Linked DNA regions of Homo sapiens: region 2 is linked to region 1. Evidence: read pairs that join two places in POLR2A ChIA-PET (ENCODE). Cell type or tissue: PC-9. All regions are shown on one strand. Each heading gives the region's core, and the rest is flanking DNA. Links, peaks and the distances in the headings are about the cores only.

Region 1 (10,814 bases), core at 3,501-8,500:
AAAATGTCTGGGCGCAGTGGCTCACGCCTGTAATCCCAGCACTTTAGGAGGCCGAGACAGGTGAATCACCTGACGTCAGGAGTTTGAGACCAGCCTGTCCAACATGGTGAAATCTTGTCTCTACTAAAAATTTCAAAAATTACCTGGGTGTGGTGGCAGGTACCTGTAGTCCCAGCTGCTCAGGAGTATTGTACAAGTAGGCAGGAGAATCACTTGAACCAGGGAGGCGGAGGTGGCAGTGAGCCGAGATCGAGCCATTGCACTCCAGCCTGGGTGACAGAGCGAGATGCTGTCTCAAATAAAATAAAATAATTAGAAAATGAGTATTGTTTAATTAGAGGTCAAGGATGAGGTTTGTTTGGATTGGAAAGAATCATGAAGGGACTAGTAATTAAGCCTTAAAAGAAGAGTAGGATTTGGGTGGGTAGATGTAGCAAACTGAGTTTTGGGTCAGCCTTACCACAGCCTTGTACCATCTGACAAGTCATTAGGACTTTCTGATCCTCAATCTCTTTAACTGTCAAAGGGGAATAATACCAGTGCTATGTTTCAGGGTTGTGAGTTCAAAATGGATAATATCTCAGAGTACTTTGTAAATTGTAGGTGTTTCTGTCCTTATGGTGGAGTATCTATTGTTTTCTAAGTTTCTAAACTCACTAACTTTCCTCAATCTGAGCTTTTAATTAATTTTTTATTATTATTTTTGAGAAAGGGCTTTACTCTGTCACCCAGGCTGGAGTGCAGTGTGGAATGATCTTAGCTCACTGTGCGACCTCTGCTTCCCTGGCTCAAGTGATCTTCCCGCCTCATCCTCTCGAGTAGTTGGGACTACAGGCATGCACCACCACACCCAGTTAATTTTTATATATTTGTAGAGACAGGGTTTTGCCATGTTGCCCAGGCTGGTCTCGAACTCCTGGGCCCAAGCAATCTGCCTTGGCCTCCCAAAGTGCTAGAATTGCAGGCATGAGCCACCTGCAGAGCTTTTTATTTTGAGTTAATTTCCGATGTAGAGAAATGCAAGAATAGAACAAAGAACTTCTGAATATCCTTAACCCTTAATCCTCAAACATTAACATTTAATCACATTTACTTTATTCCCTCTTTTTATACATACTGTTTTTTACCATTTAAGAGTAACTTACAGACATGATACCCCTTTACTCCTAAACACTTAGTCAAAGATCTTTTCTTGGTAACTACAGTACCATTATGAAAATGGGCACAGTAACATTGGCACAGTCTTAATAGCAGATCTACAGATCTTACTCAGATTTTGCCAGTTGTCTCAATAATTCCCTTTAGAGCCAAACGAAATCTATTTTTTCTTGGTCAGGTCTTCAATCGAAGATCACAAGTAGCATTTAGTTTTCATGTTTGTTTAGTTGCCTGCATTCTGGAAGTTTCTTAGTTTCTGCTCTTCAGGACCTTGATATTTTTAAAGAATACAGGCTAGTTACTTTGTAGAATGTCCCTCAGTCTGTATTTGTCCGTTATTTCCTTATGACCTGATCAGGTTATGCAGTTTTGGCAGGAATAGTACAGAATTGATGTGGTGTTCTCAGTACATCATGTCAGGAGATGCCTGATATCCTTTTATCCCATTATTGGTGATGGTTAACTTCAACTGCTTGGGTGAGGTGGTCTCTGTCGGGTTTCATCACTGCAAAGTTAGTATTTTTCCCTTTGTAATTAATAACACTATTGTTGGGAGATACTTTGAGAGTACGTAAATGTCTTGTTTTCTCATCAATGTGCTTGCCTTAACCAGTAGGGCCAAGTAGTGATTTTTAAAGTCAACCATTCTTCTTACATTAGTTGATATTTTACTGTAAGATTTGGTACTTCTCTCCATTCACTCACTCAATCATTCATTCATATCAGTATGGACCCATGGGTTCTTATTTTATTCAGTTGTTTGTAATTTTTTATTAGCATAATTTATCGCTCAAATTATGGTGCTAGTGGAAGCCCCTTTCAAGCTCAACTTCCCACTTTTTGAGATCCATACTGTCATCTGGATCCTTACTGCTACCTGTTTGTATGCTATTCTCCTTCCTTCCTAAGGGGAAGACATGCCAGCTAAAGCTAAGCTAAGAAATATACAGCATTGCTGCCACTCTGTCTGTTGTCCTCTTTTGTGCTCATACTCTGTCACAAATATATATTTTTTATTAATTTGTATATGTACACGTCTCCAGAATTTCTTTATGCACGTACAAGGACATGTAAATATATATATATTCATATCCCTCCCAACACAAAAAGATAGCACACTGAGCCTTAGATTTTGTTTTGTTTTTCCAGTTAACTTTAAGCCTTCCTGATCCTTTCACATCAGGGTGTAGAGGAGACCTTTGTTTTGCAGCTGCATAATATTCCATTTTATGGATATATCCATTTTATTTAACTACTGTATTTGCAGATAATTGTCAGTTATTGTAAATAGCATGTTCCCCACCCTTCAATACGATGACCCCTTTCCACTTCCAGATAACTATTAGTTGTCCTTACTTTAAAAAATATGCAAAACTTCATTTTATCCTATTCTCTTCATTTTACAGCTGAAGCTTTTGAAAAACCGATCCAAATCTCCAACTTCCTTACCTATTTTTGCTCCAGTTCAGTTTTCATCTCTACTGTCTGGTGAATTCTATAGTTTTGAAGGTTGCTAGTGACTTCCTGTTGTGTAGTGCTAGACAGGTTTTGGTGATTAATTTAGGTAGGAGGATAAAAATGAGAAAAGGAATGGGGGGTGGCAATCAAATGGGAAAAGAGGAAGACTGGAAGGAAATAGAAGAAGGTGGGATCTGCATGGGAGAAAGTAGGAGAACAGAATGTTTTTTGGCAGAAGATGTAAAGTGTATTTTTATTTCTAGCTTGTAACATACAGCTGGCTTCTATGTGAGGATGAGCTAGCTTGTGGTGTGTTGCTGACTGATAGGCTAGTTGGGCCCTCAGGAAAGTTGCTTCCTGTTTTCTGTCTCCTAAAGCAAAATAGAGACACCTAACCCCTTGTCCCATTATTGTCATTTCTCCCTCTGTTGCCCAGGGTGGCATGCAGTGGCACAATCATAGCTCACTGCAGCCTCCAACTCCTAGGCTCAGTTGATTCTTGGGCCTCAGCCTCCCATGTAGCTGAGACTACAGGTATGTACCATCCCCCCCCCCCCCAGCTAATTGTTAGGATATTTTGAGTTATCTCAGATTTATTCTTTGCTTGCTTTTTTCACTGCCACCATGCTAGTTTGGGGAACTACACATTCACTTAGATTTTCGCAACAGTCTTCTCACCCTTGTTTTTGCCAATTTATTGCCTATTCTTACCCAACATTTTCCCTCCCTTTTTCAATTCCAGTCAGTGCTGGTCCCTGCAATTGTCATGCTGACAAGTCTCCATACTTCGCTTGTGCCCACACCTTTCTGTGCTCCTAAAAAATCTTGCCTCTTTTGCAAGAGCCAGATCAACTTCTTACTGCTCCATAAAGCCTTCCACAGTTGAAACAGCTCTTATACCTGTCTTACTTCACTAATCTTGTTTACAACCTGTACCAAATGTTTGCTTGTTTTCTTATTTCAGATGTGTTCAGTTGTTTCTACAAAATTGTAGGAATTTTTTTCCTATAAAAAAAATCATGTTTCCTAGCTGAGTGCAGTGGCTCACCCCTGTAATCCCAGTACTTTGGTAGGCCGAGGTAGGAGGATTGCTTGAGCCCAGGAGTTTGACACCAGCACCACCTCATTCCAGCTCGGGGCAACTGAGTGAGACTTCGTCTCTAAATAAATAAATAAGAAGTTTAGTGCTTGAGGTTTCTATTGGGAGCTGGTTCTGTACACTATGGAAATCTACTCCCCGCCCCACTTTAAAATTACTGTGTAGTATTCCTTGGTGTGATTACAGGATGATTTAACTTTTCCCTATTGATTGGTTTTTGGTTATGATTTTATGCTGCGGTGTCTATCTTTGTACGGTTCCTTTTTCAGAGGCTTAGATTTGAATTGATGGATCATAAGATAGTGACATTTAAAAATTCATTGTGAATAGATACTTCCAAATTGCTCACCAGAAGCTTAGTGCTAGTCCATACATACTTCTGATAGCAAGTACAAGAGTACCCTTCAGAAGGGATTAATTTTAATGATATTCAGGGCTGGGAATGTAGGAAAAATTGACCATCAAGTGTCAGGAGGCGCAAGAGTAGGAAGGGGCATTCTACCTCCAAGGTGTACCCTGCTCCCTTGATAGGCCCTTGAAATAGAGACAGACTCTCACTATGTTGCCCATTCTGTTCTCAAACTCCTGGCCTCCCAGACTCCTGGGATTACAGGCCTGAGCCACCATACCCGGCCAGAAACGCATTCTTGAACGGTACAAGTAAATCATTTGTAGTGGCTACTGGAAGATACGGGCAAAATTTGAAGCTTAGCTTGATTTGTTGTGTGGAATCCTAATCTTGATCTATTTGTTTTTTCAGATCGAGATATTGCATTTCCCCTAGTCAATGTATGAAACCAACTTTAAAATACAATTTACATACAGTAAAATTCAAACATTGAGTGTGTAGGTGAATGATTTGACAAATGTATACACCCTTGTAATTATCACTCCAATCAAGTTAGAAAACATTTCCATTTTCCTAGAAAGTTCCCTCAGTGGCATTGACTTTTACAGGCCACCTCAAAGCCTTTATACATGAGATGCAGGACATAAGTCAAGTTCTGATAAAAGGGGAGTCTGGTTTTTACAGACAACGAGGTAGATTCATAGAACTTACAGATGTGAGGTATCCTGCAAAGTAGCCTTCAGGGCATGGATGATTGCTAACTGGAGTGTTGTCTTGGTGGCAGGTGCATCAAACAGGGTGGCCCACTTAGGCCTTTCAAATCCATCAGTCCTTGCTCCTCTTGATAGTTGTGGTAAATGATATAGTCAGATGTCTTAAGTGAGTCTCTATGAACATTTAACTCCTGGAAGCTGACGTGTTTGGGCACAGGTGTTGTTGTTGTTTTTCCAGTTGGCTTTCTCTGAAGGAGGAGATATGGGAAAAAGCATGACTGGTTGGCTGTGATGATAGTGTTGAAGAACAAAACTTACTCCCCTCTGTGCTTACAGTATCGGCTGATACTGTGATATTTCCTTGAGAAGAAATGTCTGGTACATCTTTTAAGTACTAAAGGGGATATTTTTGGCCAGGAAAACACTTGCTAGTAACCTCATCAGAAAGTCTTGAAAATGAAGTTTGAGAAAGGAGAAAATACTCCAGATAGAGACCATTACATGGAGTAAAATTATAGTGACATAGAAGATCAGAAAAGGACATGTCTGTAATTCACAGCAGAACATGAAGAACAAATGCTGAAGGTGCTAGATGTTTCTGAATAAGTACCTGTGCTATTTTGACACAAGAAGGGTAAAGACAGCCTTTTGGGTGCCACTGAGGACTGGTGAGTTGGATTCATGGCTAGGCAATTGAGTGCTTACTAGATAAGCTTTGTGCTAAGTAAGCAGTCCTAATTCTTATAAAAATATTAAGACATTGACATGTATGGTCATTTGCCCCCAGTTTTTTCATGAAGAAACAGAGGCTGAAGAAGATTAAGTATTTTTAACTAGTAATCAGCTTTTAATCTTGACTTCTGCATGTCTCAGGGTAGGTAACATGACAGTGGTGTAACCTAGTTGCCGTTGTTTACTGATTTTACTCTGCTGCTCTCATATGCTGTGGCTTTCTTGCTCCTTGACTTCCCTGGGATTGTAGTGTGAGTGAGCTTGTTCAGTCTTACTACCTCCTGCACACAGAATTCAAAAGAGAGTGAGTCATGGCCACAGTTGGCAGGAATCTGTTATGTTACTCCATTAGCCACATGACACTTCTGCTTGTAACAAAATGACAGCGAAGTATAGCAACAGTTATCATACTCTTCTTCCAGTTATCCTTTTAGCTGATTTTAGTAGTCCTATACTTTACTAAGTTTTTATCAATTGTGCATAATGTCATTCATTTCATTTTTCGGTGTCTGCATCTCCTCTCAGTCTGTTCCATCAGCAAAGCCAACTTAAATTTTGTTTAATCTCATTGCAGCGCACCTATAGCAACAACCCCTTCCAGTTTCTTAGGCACTTGTCTTTCTCCTTTTATCTTCTTCAACATCCCTACTGCCATATGCATTCCAGCCTTGATAAATAATGTGCAGCTTCCAAAATGTCTAGTTCATATCTCCAAATCTCTCTTTTTCTGCCTGATATTCCTTTTTTTTGAAACAGAGTCTTGCTCTGTCGCCCAGGCTGGAATGCAGTGGTGCCATCTCAGCTCACTGCAAGCTCCACCTCCCAGTTTCACGCCATTCTCCTGCCTCAGCCTCCCGAGTAGCTGGGACTACAGGTGCCCGCCACCACGCCCCTGCCTGATATTCTTAGTGTCCCCTCTGGAAAGCTTCCTCAGGGCAGAGTTAGGTATTTTCATTTTGTGTGATGCTTTTCTTTGGGTAACTGGTTATTTTGGTTGTTGGTATTATGAATGAAGGTTTAGGGTCTAGACTTTAGGGTGATGACTACAGGTAGCCGGAGTGAGTTTCTTCCGCCTTTGCAAAGGTTTTTTTTGCCCAGTAGACTCCTTCCCTGAATGGGAAGGCTGATCTGTGTGAAGGGTGTTGATTGGCAAGCTTTACTTTACAGTGTGATGGAGGGAGTGGCAGCAGCCTCCAGTAAGATGGGCTTTGTTCTGGGACAACCAAACCCATTCAAGCACCTATCAGACTCCTGTGGAAGGTTTTGTTTCTTTAGAGAGTATTTCTTTGGCTTGAGGCTGCATTTAGAAGCAGCTACTATCTGTGGCTGTGTAGGCATCTGGATGGGAAGTGGGTGGGGTTGAGTAGCTATGGCTTTTCTATTCCTTAGGCAGTCTTTTTGCTTCATGCTCTCTTGCTCTGGTCTTCTGGAACCCTCTCTAGAGCTCCACCAGAAAGGATGGTGCCTAAAACATCTATTTCAGACTGCTCTTATGTTTATTCTTGGGTGGGGTGGCTTTTGCTTTTGCTTATTCATTTGCTTTGAATAGAATAAAAAAGTAATAACCCTTTTTCCTGAAAGGTAATAACCTGTTTCCTGAAACACATTTGCGCAGTCTGTCACTTTGAAATCCTGAACCAGAGGTTCTGTTGACAACTTTAACCATTTGAGATTTTTAAAATTTAAACAAACTAATATGAAGAATACATTATTAGACCAGGCGTGGTGGCTCACACCTGTAATCCCAACACTTTGGGAGGTCAAGGTGGGCAGATCACTTGAGGTCAGGAGTTTGAGACCAGCCTGGCCAACTTGGTGAAACCCCGTCTGTACTAAAAATACAAAAATTAGCCAGGCATGGTGGCAGGTACTTGTAAACCCGGCTACTCGGGAGGCTGAGGCAGGAGAATCACTTGAACTCGGGAGGTGGAGGCTGCAGTGAGCAGAGATCATGCCACTGCATTCCAGCCTGGGTGACAGAGCAAGACTCTGTCTCAGAACAAACAAGAGTACGTTATTGTTTCCCAAGAATTGATAGAATACCTTGGAATGTTGATAGAATATGAAATTGTTGTAATGCTGAAATACAAATCACCTATTTATTAATAAGTTATATTCTAAAAATATTTACAAAGCTTTTTAGAGCAAGGAAAACTAAAGGTAGCTTCCAGAAACCTAGGTGAGAGAGGATTGTGGGGAGGTCTCAGGCATTGCCATTAGCTACTAATTGATACTTGGGGCCAGTAGCAAGGTAACTCCAGCTTAAATGATGAAGTTTACATTCTAGGATTGGAGGAAATTGCTTGTTTCCCAATGTAAAATTTGCTAATTTTAGGTTGTCTTCCTTGATATGATATTGAGATAAAAGCTGTGCTACTTGTGGCTTATTAAAGTGAATTGTACCATATAGTGGCTATATAGTTAGGGTTAGGTTGCAGGTTGTGTTTTATTTCAATGAATGATAAAATAATAATTTGCCATGTCTTCTAATAAGAGTGAAAAAGTGAAAATGAATCTGTATGCAACATTATTTTTATTTCTTAATACATTTTGGGAAACTTAATTGCAACTGTGTGGTTCAGGGATTTAGTGCAAGAAGAAGAACAGTTGATGGAAGAAAAGAAAAAGAAAAAAGACGACAAGAAAAAGAAGGAAGCTGCTCAAAAGAAGGTAGTATGTGTGTAAACTATTTATATTAAGCAGTTTAAACATAGAATTAAAAAAAAATTACTCTTACAGATTTTGAAGGCATTTATTTGATTTAATGTTTTAGCTTTAATGGAGATTCATTTTAATATTTAATGTCTTTGAATATGCATATAAAGTAACTTGCTGAGTTTGTACAATTTAATGCATATTTAATCTTGTCAATAGTTTTTCAAAGGTAAGTACATTTTATGGATCTTTATCTTTCAAATAGCTGTTCCTAGGTGTTTCATAATATATCATTTTATAAGTGGGAAGAGCATGGAATTTGCAGCCAAGTTGAGAGTATTTGAAATCTCACTCTCCCACATAGCACATAGAATGGTGTGACTTTAGATTTTATTTAGCCTCTCTGGGCCTTAGTTTCCTTGTGTTTTGTTAAATGAGGGTTGAATTGAGATGATGTTATTATATGTAATACAGAAATAGAGTATTAAAGGAAAATGTAATAGACATAATAGGAAGTAAAGTGTCAGTTTCTTTTTCCCTCTTTATTTAGTACCTGGGCTGATTTTTAAAGTGTGCAGTGTACATTAGCCTTAAAATAAACCTCGGACATTGTTTACTGCAAGGGAATTCTAAACTAGCTAATTTAGTATAGGAAACTATAATTCAATGCAAAGTAAGTTAAAAAAATCTGTAATTATTAAAAATTTTCCATTTAATTGTTACATACCAAACAATTGTATTAGTATTGTTAATACTAAAAACTGATAATAGTTAGCTAAATGGGCACTCATCTCCTACTATGTCAAGGTTTCAAGACATTAAAATGCTCTAAAAACCTAGTGAAATTACTGTTTCAATTATCTGTTGTAATGAAAAATTATTTTAATTTCTAATATATGCCTTTTTTGAGCCAGGCATTGTGCTAGGAACTGGATGTAGACTATAGCAAGATACTTATGTCCACATTATTTAATAGGGGAAAACACAGGCTGTAAAAATGGCAGGTGAGGCATTTATGGGGAACTGTTGCAGTACAGAGAGAGAGGTGCATAACTCAGGCTGAAATGGGGCAGAGGGACAGAGAAATTTCGTTAGAGTAGAAATTAGGTGAATAAGGAGCAGAATAGAAAAGGATTCCAAACAGTGAAAACTCAGAAATACTTGGTAGCCTGTATGCATTAAAGGATGGGTTTTGCTTGGGGGAAAGGGAGGGAACCAAGGGTAGAACTCTGAAGAGTTGAACTAGGAAAGGCTAGGAGGTTTTCTCAAGGCTTTGGGGAAAATGCTGAAAATGTTTTAGTAGAGTGACATAAAAGTTTGTATTTTAGTATGTTTACCTTGGAAAATTGTGGAATTGGTTTAGAGGGGGTAGATACCAGAGTGTGAAATACTGGTGAAGGGACTATTAAAGTAATCCACAGAATTTGTTTAAAGGATATAGAGGGAGAGTCAGCTTAGATTGACTCGCAGGTTCCAGATGAGTGACTACATTTGAGAGGAGTTAATCAGGCTAGGGGATACAAAGAAAGGAGAAATGATAAATAATTCAGTTCTGCATGTCCTGAGCCTAGGGGTGTCATCAGCAAGTATTAGGGGAGGAGAATTAAGTATGAGATGAGAGGAGATGATGTGGCCCTAGCCACCTGCCTTTTGCTTGCTCTTAGGGGTGCCTGGGAAGGGATGCATAGGTATATGCCATGGTTAGGGTTTTGGTAGGCTTCTCGTGGTTTGGTATTGATGGATGTCTTGGGCCTCTGTCAGAGGCTGTTTATGTAGGACAGTCTTTGCAGTCTGGTCGGTCATTGCTCGAGATTTCTTATGAGAAAGTTGTGTCCTCTGTAAGTCTGAGGTTGGGGTAAAGGCTTATCAGACTCTTGTTCCATGGTGTGAAAGGCCATTTGCCCAATGAAAAGAGCTTCTAAGAAACTTAAGAGGTTTATTGAAAAGGATGGTTGGATATACTTTATGTAGATTCAGTAGTTTGGCAAGCATCTGAGTGTTGAATTAGGCTCTGTTGGTCCCTGTGTCTAAGGAGTTCAAGAATTAGCTGATAAGTCAGAATGTATGTGAAATGGCTAGAGAAGAGGCCTAAGACAATATATAAGCGTATTTGTTTGGAATTTATTCTATTTACTGAGAAATTTTAAGAAAGGGAGGGGTCACTTGAATGATGTCTTTAAATATTGTATTTTTGTGAATATAATTTTAAAGTTGTAACATATACAGCAATGGCTCTAATTGTTACAAGTAAATCTTTACATTCTTGTATAATCAAATCTCTAAATCACCAAGTCAGTATAAGTGGTCACTTATGTGTAGGCAGCTTATAAATAAGCCTGTAACACATGAGTGGTGATTATTGTGCCATTTGACTTCTCACCAAATCTGAAGTGACAGCTTTTCATACTGTTGCCCACTTCATTCCTGTCTCACCCCATGGTTCCAGTCTCTCACCTCAACCATGTCCTTACTAGAACCATCATCAGAAGCTTAGGGATATAAGAAGTTTTTCCTTCTTTTGCCAGATCTTCAGCACTGATAGGGTATTCCTGTGTGTCTCATAGACACATCATAGTATCTACCCACTGAACACAATATAAAGGAAGGTTTAATACCTCTAATAAATGTTAAGTTTAGCAGGCTAGGCCGC
Region 2 (10,814 bases), core at 2,467-7,466, 140 kb before region 1:
AGAGATGGGTTTTCTCTACCATGTTGTCCCGGCTGGTCTCAAACTTTTGAGTTCAAGTGATCCTCCCACCTCAGCCTCCCAAAGTGCTGGGATTACAGGCATGAGCCACTGCACCTGGCCTTTTATTATTATTTTTTTTTCTTTTGATACAGGATCTCACTCTTGTCACCCAGACTGGAATGCAGTGGCGCCAACACAGTTCACTTTCAGTCTCGAACTCCTGGGCTCAAGCAATCCTCCCACCTTAGTCTCCCGAGTAGCTGGGACTATAGGCACATGCTGCCACATCCAGGTAATTTTTAGGTTTTTTGTAGAGACAGGGGTTTTACCATGTTGCGTAGGCTGGCCTCAAACTTCTGAGTTCTAGTGATCCTCCTACCTCAGCCTCCCAAAGTGCTGAGATTACAGGCGGGAGTCACTGCGCCTGGCCAAAGTGTTTTTTGTTTTGTTTTGTTTTGTTTTTGGTTTGAGATGGAGTTTCACTCTTGTTAACCAAGCTGGAGTACAATGGCATGATCTCAGCTCACTGCAACCGCCGCCTCCCGGGTTCAAGAGATTCTCCTGCCTCTGCCTCTTGAATAGCTGGGGTTACAAGTGCGTGCCACCATGCCCGGCTAATTTTTTGTATTTTTAGTAGAAATGGGGTTTCACCATGTTAGCCAGGCTGATCTCGAACTCCTAACCTCAGGTGATCCACCTGCCTTGGCCTCCCAAAGTGCTGGGATTATAGGCATGAGCCACCGCACCTGGCCCAAAGTTTGTTTTTAAAGTTTGTTTGGCTGGACTAGAGTTGGGTTTAGTCTAGGACTATTTTGGTCCCACCACGGAGGTAAAACACTTCTGAGTATCCTACCTGATAGATGCTGTGTGAATTATGAAGCTTTGCATTCTAGGGTAATGGGCAAAAATTACTCCTGGCCATATGTGGCCCTCTAATCCTTTTGGTCAGGTCTTTTTCTAACATGCGTGTCATGATCTGTACTCCACTGAAGACTTGAGGGACATCTCTGCAGATCTTGATCTCTGTGCGGCTCTCTCCTCTCCAGTACCTGCCCTACAAACTCTGTCTTCCTTGGCCTCCCTGGACTCCCTGCTCTGTCTCCTCATCTCAGGGGGAACACCAGCCTCAGTTTGAAGTCCACCTCTCTGCACTGCAATTTGGAAACTTCCTCTAGGCAGTAATATGGGGCAATCATAGAGCTCACCTGGTTTGTTTCCCTTCTCTCATATATCCCTGCCCTTTGTTATCTGATGTCCAATGTCTTAAATACTGTTGTTGTTGTTGTTGTTGTTGTCGTTGTTGTTGTTGTTGTTGTTGTTTTGGGACAAAGTCTCTCTCTGTCGCCCAGGCTGGAGTGCAGTGGCGCAATCTCAGCTCACTGCAGCCTCCGTCTCCCGGGTTTAAGCAATTCTCCTGCCTCAGCCTCCCAAGTAGCTGGGACTGCAGGCAAAGTCACCATACATGGCTAATTTTTTGTATTTTTAATAGAGACGAGGTTTCACCAGGCTGGTCTCGAACTCCTGACCTCAAGTGATCTGCCCGCCTCAGCCTCCCAAAGTGCTGGGATTAGAGGTGTGAGCCACCATGCCCGGCCAAAACTGTTGTTTTATATATTTTATCTTGTTTGTTGTTGTTTCAGGGAAAAGAGTATACCCAGTTTCTGTTATGTCATCTTAATTGGAAGCAAAAGGCACTGCTTCTTTCTAAAAAGTTAAGCATAAAGTTTTATTAATAATCTCCATCCAATTATTTTATTATATGAAATTTATAGGAGTCTAATCCTGCACTTTCTTCTGTCTCCTAGTGCTTTGTAATTTATAACATGTTTTATAATTTTGGATTATAAACTCATCTGCAATGGGAACATAATCTGTGGGAACTCTGTGAGGTCTGGGCTTAGTGAACTTACCTCTAGATCACTTTTATATTTGCCTCTCTGAGGCTCCTCTCTTTCTATGTTATTTCTTATTTTTGGTATTCCAGGGCCATAAAAGTAATGTATGTTCAGACATCAAAACCACTTGAGAACAGGCCTTGGTTATTAATTATCATGGGAGTATTTTTTTTGCCTTGACCCAGAATTCAGGTCAAGTCACACAAGCTTCCGTGTTTCTCTGGGCTTAAAGGTGATCTTTTTTTGTTTGTTTGTTTCACCATGTATTAGTTAGGGTTCTCCAAAGAAGTAGAATCAGCATGAGAGAAAGAGATTGATTTATCCTGAGGAATTGGCTCATGCAATTATAGAGGCTCTGAAGTCTCACAAGTCTGCTCTCTGCAAGCTGGAGATCCAGGGAAACTTGGGGTGTAATTTGGTCCAAGTCTGAAAGCTTAAGAACCAGGGTAGCCAATGGTGTAAATCCCAGTCCAGAGGCTGGACAAGATGAGATGAGGTGTTCCAGCTCAAGAAGGCAGGCAGGAAGCAAAAGGGGAAATTTCCTCCTTCTTCCACCTCCTTCCTCCACCACAGATAACCCTTTTGTTCCATTGAGATTGAATGATTTCCACCCACATTGAAGTGGGCAATGTTCTCTACTGAGTCCATCCACTGAAATGTTAATCTCATCCAGAAACATTCTCACAGACACATCTAGAAATAATGTTTAATCTGGGCACCCCGTGGCTAGTCAATGTGACACATAAAATTTACCACCATGCACATTTTCACTGAGGATACAGCACTTTTAAGAGTCCCAAGCTGATGTGGAAGTTTCCACTCCCAGGCACAAGACTTTGTCTCCTGTACCTGCTTGGAGTTGCAACCCAGCCTCCCAAGGCTGCCATGTCCCTGCCAAGCACTAAATCCCCAGGGTGGATACAGCGTTAACTCGTATGCCTAGCTCTCTAGTTTTCTGGGGTTTTTTCTTCCCTTTTTAAAAATTATTATTATTAATTTTTTTAGATGGTCTCGCTGTGTCTCCCAGGTTGGAGTGCAGCGGCATGATCTCTGCTCACTGCAACCTCTGCCTTCCCCCGTTTCAAGCAATTCTCTTGCCTCAGCCTCCTGAGTAGCTGATATTACAGGCACATGCCATCACACCTGGCATTTTTGTAATTTTAGTAGAGATGGGGTTTTGCCATGTTGGCCAGGCTGGTCTCGAACTCCTGGCCTCAAGTGATCTCCCCACCTTGGCCTCCCAAAGTGCTGGGATTACAGATGTGAGCCACTGTACCTGGCCCTTTTTTTAAATTAATAACCTGTTTTTATTATACCAGTAACACCAACTCCTTGTAGGAGAACAGATGAGCCAAAAGAAGAAATAATTGTTAAAGTCTGTGTACATACTACCAGGGCAAGACTTTCTAAATAGTCAAAAACCAACAGATGTTGGCGAGGATGCGGAAAAAAGGGAACGCTCACACACTATTGGTGGGAATGCAAATCAGTACAACCTCTATGACAAACAGCATGGAGATTTCACAAAGAACGAAAAATAGAACTATCATTCTACCCAGCAATCCCACCACTGGGTATCCACCCAAAGGAAAAGAAATCGTTGTATCCAAAAGATACCTGCACTTGTATGCCTATCACAGCACAGTTCACAATAACAAAGACCTGGAATCAATCCAATGTCCATCCATGGGTGACTGGATAAAGAAAAGATGGTACATGATGGGATACCAGTCAGACATAAAAAAAGAATAAAATCATGTTTGATTTTATTTATTTATTTATTTGATTTTATGTATCCACATGGGTGGAACTGGAGGCCATTATTTTAAGTGCAAATAACTCAGAAACAGAAAGTCAAACACCACCCATTCCCACTTACAAGTGGGAGTTAAACAGTGTGTACACAGGATCATGGAGTGTGGAATAAGAGACACTGAAGACTTGAAAAGGTGGGAGGGTGGGAGGGGCTGAGGAATGAGAAATTACCTTTTGGGTACAATGTACACTATTTGGGTGATGGGCACACTAAAAGCCCAGACTGCCACTATATAATATATCCACGTGACAAAACTACACTTGTACCCCCTAAATCTACAAAAATAAAAAATCAAATACTTTTCTAAAAGAACATTTAAGGACACCTGGTTTAAGCAAGCACAATTTAGTGAACTATGTAGTTTCAGCATACTCCTGTTACTACAATTCTTGCTAATAGCAAATATATACATGATACCTAGAGTGAACAGTGCCTCTCTCCCTCTAAATGTTAGGTCATGAGAGCATTATCAAGGCTTCAAAAGGAAAACTTTCTCATACACTGTATTCTTTTTTGAGACAGAGTCTTGCTTTGTTGCCCAGGCTGGAGTGCAGTGATGCCATCTCGGCTCACTGCAGCCTCCGCGTCCCGGGTTCAAGTGATTCTTGTGCCTCAGCCTCACAAGTAACTGGGATTACGGGCATGCACCATGGCCGGCTAATTTTTATATTTTTGGTAGAGACGGGGTTTCACCATGCTGCCCAGGCTGGTCTCAAACTCGACCTCAAGTGATCCGCCCACTTTGGCCTCCCAAAGTTTTGGGATTACAGGTGTGAGTCACTGCAACTGGCTGGAAAAATTTCTCATACACTGTATTCTAAATGTCCTATTTTTCTATCGGCTCTTTTGCCTTAGAAATAGAGACACTCGTTGCATCTTCCTTTGACAACCTTTTTTGGAGGGTCCATGCTGCGCATTTGGCCTTGCCCTTTAAAGTCCAGCATTCCCAGATACTCAATATTAATGTCTCCAATTATAGCTTGTTTGTAAAGTCCATCGAGTTTTTTCAGTTCTTTATTATCTGCTTTTTTTTTTTTTTTTTTTTTTTTTTTTTTTTTTTTTTTGAGATGGAGTCTCGCTCTGTCCCCCAGGCTGGAGTGCAGTGGCACGATCTCGGCTCACTGCAACTTCTGCCTGCCGGGTTCAAGCGATTCGGCTGCCTCAGCCTCCCGTGTAGCTGGGATTACAGGCGCCCGCCACCACCTGCGGCTAATTTTTGCATTTTCAGTAGAGACGGGGTTTCGCCATGTTGGCCAAGCTCGAACTCCTGACCTCAGATGATCCACCCACCTCAGCCTCCCAAAGTGTTGGGATTACAGGCGTAAGCCACTGCGCCCGACCCCTCATCTGGTCTTGTTGGCAGCTTCCTCACGTCTTCTGCAGCCTTGTCGATCAGCCTGCAGTGCCATGGTGGTGGCGGCCGCACTGCTGCTTCTGTCCCGGCACTCCCTTCTTTCTTTCTGAGGGCTCAGCTACACACTTAAAAGAATGTTGGTTATTTTATCCAGAATTTCTTTATGATTATTTTGTCTTTCATATTTGGTCCCCCATATTGTCAGAAATGGAATGTTTCCAGTTACTTCTTTTTTGTTTTTTGTTTGTTTGTTTGTTTTGGAGAGAGGGTCTCGCTATGCTGCCCAGGCTGATCTGGAACTCCCGGGTCCAAGTGCTCCTTCTGCCTCAGTCTCCTGGAGTAGCTGGGACTATGGGCTTGCACCACTGTGCATGATTAAGATTACTTCTTAACCTATTATCATCAGACTTGCACCTCCACAGCTTTACAGATGCTGTTCTTCAAAAACCATTGGTAACTGGAGCAACTGCCAAATTCCATGGGTGCTGTTTCAGTTAGGATGAGCTCCAATCACAAGTGATGAAATACAAAAAATCAACCATAAAGATGCTTGATTTTTCTAACATAGGTGGTCCCAGGGTCAGTTTGGCAACTCACTTCTATTGAGAACTTATGTTTTTCTGTCCTTCCACTCTGCCATCCCCAGAATGTCAGTGAAGATTTTTCACCTCATCGTCACATGATGGCTGCCTCCCATGACTACATCAGAGGAGCAAAAGGTGGGCCAGGCACAGTGGCTGAGAGAGGTCTGTAAGGAAGAAGTCCTTTTTGCTTGCCACCTTTTGCTACTTTTTGCTACTTTGCTACTTTTTTTTTTTTTTTTTCATCTCATCACTTTCAAATAAACTCAGACACCTGGGTGACTTTTCTCTGCTTCAGATTTACAATAAGTCAAGTTAAAGATTTTTTTTTCTTGTTGCCTTTCTTCTCCCTACCATTGATACTAAGATCTGATGCTCACTCGAATAATCAAAGAAGTAAACAAATTGTGCAGAGTTTGTTTGTTTGTTTTTAGACAGAGTCTTGCTCTGTTGCCCAGGTTGGAGTGCAGCTGCACGATCTCAGCTCACTGCAACCTCTGCCTCCCGAGTTCAAGAGATTCTCCTGCCTCAGCCTCCTGAGTAGCTGGGATTACAGTTAGCCAAGATTGTGCCACTGCACTCCAGCCTGGGCAACAGAGCGAGACTCCGTCAAAACAAAACAAAACAAAAACACCACAATTCTTCTTTGCTCAAAAAGGCCCCCACCTGCAGAGTGCCAGCAAATCATACTATCTATCTACAAAGGAAAGCAGTCTGCACAATTTGTTTACTTGTTTGATTATTCGAGTGAGCATCAGTGCTTAGTATCAATAGTAGGGAGAAGAAAGAAAGGCAACAAGAAAAAAAAATCTTTAACTTGACTTACTGTAAATCTGAAGCAGAGAAAAGTCACCCAGGTGTCTGAGTTTATTTGAAAGTGATGAGATGCAGTTTCCTATATTGGGCAGAATAGGGGAGTGGGGCGGGAGGTAGAAGTGAAGTTCAGGTTTAGACAAATAGAGGATTCACATCTTTGCACACTTGAGTTTGTGTGACTCTGGAATTTTGCATCTGCCAGATCTGTTTATGATTCTGTTGCCTTTAACAGACGACAGGCACCTCAAGAACAGAGATGTGGCTTTATGCATTTCTTTAACATGTCTTCCCTCCCTTCCATCTTTCTCAGTGCCTAGTACGAGACCTGCAGCATGTTAGGTGCTCTACAAAAATATTTGTTTAATAAAAGATCGAGTGAATGAAAACATGAGCAAAGGAGGTTACTACAATGGGAAGAAACAAACTTAACCGATTTTTTTTTTTTTTGAGACAGAATCTTGCTCTGCAACCTCCACCTCTGGGTTCAAGCAATTCTCCTGCCTCAGCCTCTCAAGTAGCTGCGATTACAGGTGTGTGCCACCATGCCCAGCTAATTTTTTATATTTTTAGTAGAGATGGGGTTTCACCATGTTGGCCAGGCTGGTCTTAGAACTCCTGACCTCAGGTGATCCACTCACCTTGGCCTCCCAAAATGCTGGGATTACAGGTGTAAGCCACTGCACCCCGCCAAACCCAGCTGATTTTTCAGTCGATTTAACTGTATCCTCATTAAGGGAAGAAATGGAGAGATGTACATATGTATGAGAGAGAGAGACAGAGAGAGAGAGAGAGAGAGACAGAGAGAGAGAGAGACAGAGAGAGAGAGAGAGAGAGAGACAGAAGGGAAATATCTGCAGAGAGAACAGAGCTATGATCACTAAGTAGAACAGAGGCAGCCTAATCGCCTAATCAGATACCCAGTCGGGGCCCCACCTGACTCCTACTGCAGCTGGGGGGTGGAGGGACTAGAAGGTTCAGCTGGAGTGGTCTCCCCTTCTGCAGCTCCAGTCTCCCCACCTCCAACCCCCACTGCCACTGCCCCGTGAGGAGGCTTGGAAGCTGTGGGGAGGGGAGGCAGCCGAGTTGGGCTTCTAGAACGAGGCGGGATGGTGTGAGCTCAAACGCCCTGCAATTGCTGGAGCAACAGCGGCGACACTTGAGTTATTCACAAAGGCTGGAATTCAAATGAGGCTGGCACCGCTCCAAGTCGCAATAGCTTAGGAGGAGAGAGAAAGGCATATTAACTATTCATCAAGGTCTTCGCGTTGCATGGGCTCTGAGGGTTCTCCATCTGCGTCCCTCCCTCTGTCACTGACTGGGGGTAGGGGGCGGGGGGTCCCCCAGAAGCACTTTATCTGTCAGTCTGTGAGCGGGGGCTGGGGGTGGGGGACTGAAGTTAGGCAGATTTGTCTCATCACATGATGGGGGACCTGTATCATGTGATGGCTCCGGTGATGTTGGAGGCGGCATGTGACTCCCAGGGCTACGTGGGTTCAAAAACAATTTAATACAAAAACACAAGCAGGTTCCCCTCCTCTCCTTTGCCTTTGGTCTGGCTCTCCCCATCGCTGGGTTCAGTGCCTGACTGAATGGAAAACCCGTCGTCTTGCAGCCACTAACCTGTGAGCGCCGGGTACCTGGAGACCAGGCCCCTCTGCTGGGGGCCCCCAGGAGCGGTGCCCCATCATTTTGCAGCCCACTGACTCCCAGCCTGGTAAGTTACTGCACACTTTCAGCAATTATCTGCGAAGCTTTCCTCAACTGCCTCATTAGCATGCGCAGGGCACCCTCGCTGGGCCCGTTGGAAGGGAAGTGCCTGCCGGCTCTGGGGAGCTGCGGCTCTCGGGCCCTGCCAAACAGACGCAGCCTTCCTAAGGAGCAGCGCTGCGCTGGCTCTGCTGGGGTGGAAGGAGCTTCTCCTTCGCTGTCCTCCCTCTCCCTTCCCAGCCCATCTTATTCCGAGCCTCTCCTCTCTCTATCTTACTCCTCCTAACCTCTCTCACCTCTCACCTTCCCCCTTTCCACCCCCTGCCCTCAGATTTATTTATTTATTTATTTATGACAGAATCTCGCTCCGTCGCCCAGGCTGGAGTGCAGTGGCGCAATCTCGGCTCGCTGCAACCTCTGCCTTCCGGGTTCAAGCGATTCTCCTGTCTCAGCCTCCCGAATAGCTGGGATTAGAGGCGCCCACCGCCACACCCGTCTAATTTTTTTGTATTTTTAGTAGAGATGGGGTTTCACCATGTTGGCCAGGCTGGTTTCGAACTCCTGACCTCCGGTGATCTCCCCGCCTTGGCCTCCGAAAGAGCTGGGATTACAGGCATCAACCCCTGAGTCCAGCTGGATTTTCTTTTTTATTCACATACCTTTCTGTCTCCCACTGATTTTTCTTAGGAGTTCCTCTCATCCTCTAACCTCGCTTTTTAAAATTATTTTTCTGGATACCTAGATTTTTGTCCTTTCTGGCCAGAGCCTGAAAGAACAGCTTCTAAGGACTTGGTGATTGGAAATGTACCTTCTAAAAAAAATTCTTTTTTCACTAAGACAGTGTAGAATGCCCAGTTCCCGCTGTGTGTACGTGCGTGCACATATGTGTTAAAGGAGATGGATACATTGCTTGGGGCCATCAGAACTGTTTCCTGGGAGGTGGTTTCTTGGCTCCACACCCCAGCTCAGCAAGGGAATGATCAAGTGATAGGAGGCACAGTTACAGCAGTCAGGAGACAAGGCACTCGGACCCCAAACGTCTGACTCTCTGTGGGAGAAACCAGGGCTCAAAGCAGGAGCAAAAAATCTAGTGCTGGATGCGCTCGGGCATCGAGAGGCATCTCGTAGAGCTGGCTCCGAGTTTGAGGCCACACCTTTGCAGAATGAGGCAGCATGTGAGCGATTTAGTTCAATGTAATTGCAGTGGAGATGGACAGGGAGAGGACAGATTAGAATGATGTTTAAGGGATAGAAATAACAAGTCTTGCAGATATATTACATATATTAGTTGAACCATGGGGAAGCCAAATGTGAATTGTGAAATTATGGCAGTGGCTGGACACAGTGGCTCACACCTGTAATCCCAGCACTTTGGGAGGCTGAGGCAGGCAGATCACCTGAGGTCAGGAGTTCGAGACCAGCCTGGCCAACATAGAGAAAACCCCATCTCTACTAAAAATACAAACAGTAGCCAAGCATCGTGGTGCACATCTGTAATCCCAGCTACTCGAGAGGCTGAGGCACGAGAATCGCTTGAGCCCAGGAGGCAGAAGTTGCAGTGAGCCGAGATCATGCCACTTAACTCCAGCCTGGACAACAGATCAAGACTCCATCTCAATAAAATAAAATGAAATAAAATAAAGTAAAGTAAAATTAAATTAAATCATGGCAGTATCTGTAGCCCCAGAGAAAGGAGATGGTGGCTGTGTCAAAAGCTTTTGGTTCACTGTCATCTGAGCTATACCAACGTCTGTTCGGCAAGAAACTTTTAACAACGACAGAGCAGAATCCGCCGAGTGACTCGATGACAGGGTGCTATTTCTATCTCCATTTCCAAGATGGAGAAACTGAGGCAAGGAGCAGCTCATTAGGTCACTTGCTTAAGGGCACTCAGCTAATAAGTGATAGAGCTAGGATTTAAGCCCAAGCAGTTTTCTCCAGCGTCCACACAGTTAACCACCAGACAGCTTCGAAAGAAAGCTATCCAGGCTGGGCGCAGTGGCTCATATCTGTAATCCCAGCACTTTGTGGGGCCTAGGCGGCTGGATTGCTTGAACCCAGGAGTTCCAGACCAGCCTGGGCAACATGGCAAAACCTCATCTCTACAAAAAATACAAAAAAAAAAAAAAATTAGCTAGGTGTGGTGGCATGCACTTGTAGTTCCAGCTACTCAGGAGGAGGATAGCTTGAGCCCAGGAGGTCGAGGCTGCAGTGAGCCATGATTGCGCCACTGCACTCAGCCTGGGTGACAGAGTGAGACCCTGTCTCAAAGAGAAAAAAAATAGCTGTCCAACAGTTGCCATGTGACAGTTTGTGCAAGTTTGGGGCTACATTTGTGAACGAAACAGAGACACTCTATTCTCATGGGGTTTATAGTCCAGTGGGGAAGGCAGCTATTAAGTCATCACACAAGATGATATATTGTTTCAAAGTGGGGCATTTGCTAAGAAGGAAGGTAATAAGATATGATAAGAATATATAACTGAAGGCCGGGAGTGGTAGTTTACACCTGTAGTCCCAGCTACTCCAGAGACTGAGGCAGGAGAATTGCTTGGACCCAGGAAGGAGGCAGAGTTTGCAGTGAGCCGAGATCGCACCATTGCGCTCTAACCTGGGTGACAGAGTGAGACTCTGTCTCAAAAAAA

Evidence for each region. Peaks named below come from ENCODE experiments on the same cell type or tissue, not always from the same donor. Only the 100,000 strongest peaks of a DNase experiment are listed, where the experiment ranks them.
Region 2: POLR2A ChIA-PET joins it to region 1 with 10 read pairs; 3 of 35 experiments call an interaction of 5 or more read pairs at or near these places.

What each region holds. Positions count from the first base shown.
Region 1 is chr16:24,742,635-24,753,448 of GRCh38, forward strand. It overlaps TNRC6A (trinucleotide repeat containing adaptor 6A), which reads left to right. Exons shown (of 25, transcript NM_014494.4): 3 at 8,092-8,179. Among named protein-coding and RNA genes, the nearest start is that of TNRC6A, 18 kb to the left of the region's middle. In PC-9, for the core only: no CTCF peak of the experiment used is centred there; a DNase peak (open chromatin) is centred at 5,797; H3K27ac peaks cover 1,242 bases.
Region 2 is chr16:24,602,309-24,613,122 of GRCh38, forward strand. It overlaps the pseudogene LOC107984829 and a transcript of TNRC6A not described here. Among named protein-coding and RNA genes, the nearest start is that of LINC01567, 63 kb to the right of the region's middle. In PC-9, for the core only: no CTCF peak of the experiment used is centred there; no DNase peak of the experiment used is centred there; H3K27me3 peaks cover 203 bases.